Regions from separate parts of the Homo sapiens genome. Here region 1 is linked to region 2. Evidence: read pairs that join two places in POLR2A ChIA-PET (ENCODE). Cell type or tissue: GM12878. All regions are shown on one strand.

The links. Peaks named below come from ENCODE experiments on the same cell type or tissue, not always from the same donor. Only the 100,000 strongest peaks of a DNase experiment are listed, where the experiment ranks them.
Region 1: POLR2A ChIA-PET joins it to region 2 with 6 read pairs; 27 of 35 experiments call an interaction of 5 or more read pairs at or near these places.

What each region holds. Positions count from the first base shown.
Region 1 is chr12:123,571,811-123,574,310 of GRCh38, reverse strand. No RefSeq gene overlaps it. Among named protein-coding and RNA genes, the nearest start is that of TMED2-DT, 11 kb to the left of the region's middle. In GM12878, no CTCF peak of the experiment used is centred here; no DNase peak of the experiment used is centred here.
Region 2 is chr12:123,357,177-123,359,676 of GRCh38, reverse strand. The region is part of intron 1 of SBNO1 (strawberry notch homolog 1); the gene reads left to right. Among named protein-coding and RNA genes, the nearest start is that of MIR8072, 6.4 kb to the left of the region's middle. In GM12878, no CTCF peak of the experiment used is centred here; a DNase peak (open chromatin) is centred at 1,496; H3K4me3 peaks cover 294 bases; H3K27ac peaks cover 460 bases.

The DNA of each region.
Region 1 (2,500 bases), 210 kb before region 2:
GGATTACAGGCATGAGCCACCGTGCCCAGCCAACGATTTTTATCTTACACCTTATGCCCCAGCAGCCTAGTAATCCCAGTTGAAAGAGAGCACATTTTTCCTAATATTTATCACAAAAAGTCTTGGGATTGGCCTCCTTGGGCCAGTTTGGGTCACATGCCACCCCTAATCACTGTGACCAGAGGAGAAACATGCCAACCCCTGCAGTACTGGGGACACGTTTGCAGATGGCAAGAGCACCCAAAGCACATGGCTTGAGTGGGAGAGAGGTGACTCTGCAAAGCAAAGTCAGGATGCAGTTAACAGCTGGAAAGCAACAAAAATACAACGTGCACTACAGGTGGCAATGAGCTGATGCTGAAAGATAATTGGATTTCAGCAAACAATGACAGATGATGGAGACGGATTTGCAGTCAGGAGGCACGGTGCAAGCAAAAGTAAGGGAACAGGCAGTTTAGGAGTGATTGGGGAAGGCAGGGCATTCCAAGGTACTGGAGCACAGAGTGCCTAGGAGGAGGGAAGTAGAGTAAAATGTACAATTAGAAAAATTGCATAGCCAAGCATGGTGACCGGAGCCTGTAATCCCAGCTACTCGGGAGGCTGAGGCAGGAGAATTGCTTGAACCCGGGAGGTAGAGATTGCAGTGAGCCGAGATTGCACCATTGCGCTACAGCCTGGGTGACAAAGCAAGACTCCATCTCAAAAAAAAAAAAAGAAAAGAAAAAGAAAAGAAAAATTGCAGCCAGACATAAGAGCTTCTTTTTGTTGTTGTTTTGGTTTTTTTGAGATGGAATCTCACTCCGTTGCCCAGACTGGAGTGCAGTGGCTCAATCTTGGCTCACTGTAACCTCTGCCTCTCAGGCTCAAGCGATCCTCCCTGCCTCAGCCTCCCGAGTAGCTGGGACCACAGGCATGCACCACCACACCTGGGTAATTTTTGTATTTTTAAGTAGAGACAGGGTTTTGCTATGTTGGCCAGGATGGTCTCGAACTACTGACCTCAGGTAATCAGCCCACCTCGGCCTCCCAAAGTGCTGGGATTACAGGCGTGAGCCACCACACCCTACCAACATATGGTCTTCTACGCCACAGTAAGTTTCACTTTATTCTGGAGACCACAGGTCAGCAATGACTTTTTTGTAAATAAAGTTTTATTGGAACACAACCATATCCATATGTCTACCTATTGTCTGTAGCTGCTTTCATGATACAACATCAGAGCGAGTAACCACCAGAGACCACACAAAACATAAAATATTTACTATCTGACCCCTTACAGAAAATGTTTACTGACTCCAGCTACAGACAACAGGAAGCCATCAAGAGATTTTTAGCAAAAAAGTGACATGATCAGAACTCTGACTTAGAACATTTTTGCCAACAATGCTTATGAGGTATTGACAGACTTCTCTGATTGCAAGCAACAGAAATCAACTGTGGCTAAATAAGGAAAATAAATAATATTCTAAAAGGTGATTCTGCTCACAGAATCAAAGGAAAGTTGACCAACTCAACTTAGGATAGGGGAGGAATGAGGTGATGAGTGAAACTCTGGAAGGTATAGACATGAGGTAATGTTTAGTCTCTTGGGTTTGGCAAATTAGCTCCAAATAACGCTCCCATCCTTGATCAGCCTGCTCAAGTCCCAAACTCCCATAAGAGAATCTGATTAGTCAATTGCAAGTCACGTGCCTACATCTAAGACAGCAATGTGCAGGGCACATTGATTGACAGCAACTAAGGTGGTAAGGGAGGGATATTTCTTCCAAGGAAAACTGAGGTGCTTTTCCCAGAGGAAGGGGAAATGGATGCTGGGCTGGCCAAAACAGCCAACATCTGTTACAGAGAGGAAGAAGAGAGGCTGCTCCAGTAGAAGTAACACCTGCTTTAGGGACCATTTGTCAGGACAGTCATTAGAGCTTCTCAGTGGTTCCTCGTCTCCTTCCAAACACAGGGGAATCAGAACTTCCAGATTCAATAGGGCCATGTGATGAGGTCTTGTCAATCTGTTGTGCATGGAAGTAATATGTGTCACTCCTAGGACAAAGCATTTAATTTCCCGTGTTTTACTCTAACCTTTCGCTTTTCCCAATTTGGTGGGTTTTGTTTTGTTTTGTTTTGTTTTTAACTGAGACAGAGTGTCGCTCTGTCACCCAAGCTGCAGTGCAGTGGCGCAATCTCCACTCATGGCAACCTCCACCTCCCAGGTTCGAGCAACTGTCCTGCCTCAGCCTCCTGAGTAGCTGGGATTACAGGCACCTGTCACCATGCCCATCTAATTTTTTGTATTTTTAGTGCAGATGAGGGTCTCACCATGTTGCCCAGGCTGGTCTCAAACTCCTGGCCTCAAGTGATCTGCCCACTTCGGCCTCCCAAAGCGCTGGGATTACAGGCGTGAGCAACCACACCCAGCCCCGAACTTGGTGGCTTTGAAGCATGTGTCAAAATAGAGCCTCACTCAGCCTGGGTCCCTGAATGACCGTGAAGAACACAGACAAAA
Region 2 (2,500 bases):
TATAGATCAGAGTCATGCTTTTCAAATATTTTTATTGCATCCCACAGTAAGAAATGCGGTTTACATTGTGACCTAGTATACATATACCCATACAACTATATATATATCTTTTTTTTTTTTTTGAGACGGAGTCTCCCTCTGTTGCCCAGTCTGGAGTGCACGAGTGCGATCTTGGCAACCTCCACCTCCTGGGTTCAAGTGATTCTCCCACCTCAGCATCTCAAGTAACTGGGATTACAAGTGTGTGCCACCACGCCCAGCTACCTTTTTTGTGTATTTAGTAGAGACATATATGTATATGTTGGCCAGTGTATATGTTGGCCAGGCTGGTCTCGAACTCCTGGCTTCAAGTGATCTCATCTTGGCCTCCCAAAGTGCTGGGATTACAGGAGTGAGCCACCGCACTCAGCCTATACTGAGCTATTTTAAAATGCTGATACAGTAGGCTGGGTGCGGTGGCTCACTCCTGTAATCCCAGCACTTTGGGAGGCTGAGGCGGGCTGATCACGAGGTCGGGAGATGGAGACCATCCTGGCTAGCACGGTGAAACCCTGTCTGTACTAAAAATACAAAAAAATTAGCTGAGTATGGTGGTGGGCGCCTATAATCCCAGCTACTGGGGAGGCTGAGGCAGGAGAATCACTTGAACCCGGGAGGCAGAGCTTCCAGTGAGCCAAGATCTCGCCTCTGCCCTCCATCCTGGGTGACAGAGCAAGAGTCCATCTCAAAACAAAACAAAACCTGATACACCAAATTGATTTGACACCCTGCTAATGTGTTGTCATCAGTAGTTTGAAAAGTACTGGAACAGGGTTGGGAGTACAGGATCTTGGAGTGATGTGGTGTCAGACCTTCTGAATTTGTAATTCTATTCCAAGCTCCCTTTGTTGTATTTCATTTTTCTTCTTCTTTTTTTTTTTTTTTTTTTTTTTTTGAGACGGAGTCTTGCTGTGTTGCCCTGGCTGGAGTGCAGTGGCGCGATCTTGGCTCACTGCAAGCTCTGCCTCCTGGGTTCACGCCATTCTCCTGCCTCAGCCTCCTGAGTAGCTGGGACTACAGGCGCCTGCCACCGCGCCCGGCTAATTTTTTTCGTATTTTTAGTAGAGACGGGGTTTCACTGTGGTCTCTATCTCCTGACCTCATGATCCACCTGCCTCGGCCTCCCAAAGTGCTGGGATTATAGGCATGAGCCACCGCGCCTGGCCCGTATTTCATTTTTCTAAGCCTTGGTTTATAAATTGTGACAAAGGGATAATGGGTAGCATTTGATACTCATGGGTTATCTTGAAGGTTAAAAGAAAAAAACACACCCATATATGGGTTGAGCATCCCTAATCTGAAGATTCAAAATCTGAAATGTTCAAAATCTGAAACTTTCAGCACTGACATGATGCCACAAGTGGGAAATTCCACTCTTGACCTCACGTGAGTGATCACAGTCCAAAATGCAGTCAAAACTTTGTTTCATGCACATTTTAAGGTACTGTATAAAACTATCTTCAGGCTATGTGTATCTGGTGTATATGAAACATAAGTGTATTTTGTGTTTAGACTTGGGTCCAGTCTCTAAGATATCTCATTATGTATGTACAGGTATTCCAAAATCCAAAAAACCCTGAGTCACTTCTGGTTCCAAGTTTCAGATACGGGAAACTCAGCCTGTAGTGAGAATCAAGACAATTGACCATCTGAATTTGACTAGTGATAATCAAGAAAGTTGTTTAATTCCCCCCAACTCAATTATTTGTGTATTGCTTTTGTAAAGGACTTTTGTGGCTTTGTATATAATTTGCACATTCCTTTGTAAATATCTTCTTCCTACAGGTTTTGCAGTGGGGGTTACTTTACCAAGCAAGGTCCTATGAAGGGTAGGTGTTGAAAAGTACAGATTGCATTCTTTGTTGTTGTTGTTTTGTTTGTTTCTGAGATGGAGTCTCCTCTTTCGCCAGGTTGGAGTGCAGTGGCACGACCTCGGCTCACTGTAACCTCCACTTTCCGGGTTCAAGCTATTCTCCTGTCTCAGCCTCCCGAGTAGCTGGGACTACAGGCACCCGCCACCAGGCACCCGCCACCATGCCCAGCTAATTTTTGTATTTTTCGTAGAGATGGGGTTTCATCATGTTGGCCAGGATGGTCTCAATCTCTTGACCTTGTGATCCGCCTGCCTCAGCCTACCAAAGTGCTAGAATTACAGGCGTGAGCCACCATGCCTGACTGTTTGTTGTTTTGAGACGGAGTCCCACTCTGTCGCCCAGGCTGGAGTGCAGTGGTGCAGTCTCGGCTCACTGCAACCTTCACCCCCTGGGTTCCGGTGTTCTCCTGTCTCAGCCTCTGGAGTAGCTGGGATTACAGGCACGCCACCATGCCCGGCTAATTTTTGTGTTTTTAGTAGAGATGGTGTTTCACTATGTTGACCAGGCTGGTCAGGTCTCGAACTCCTGACCTCAAGTGATCTGCCTGCCTCGGCCTCCCAGAGTGCTGGAATTACAGGCATGAGCCA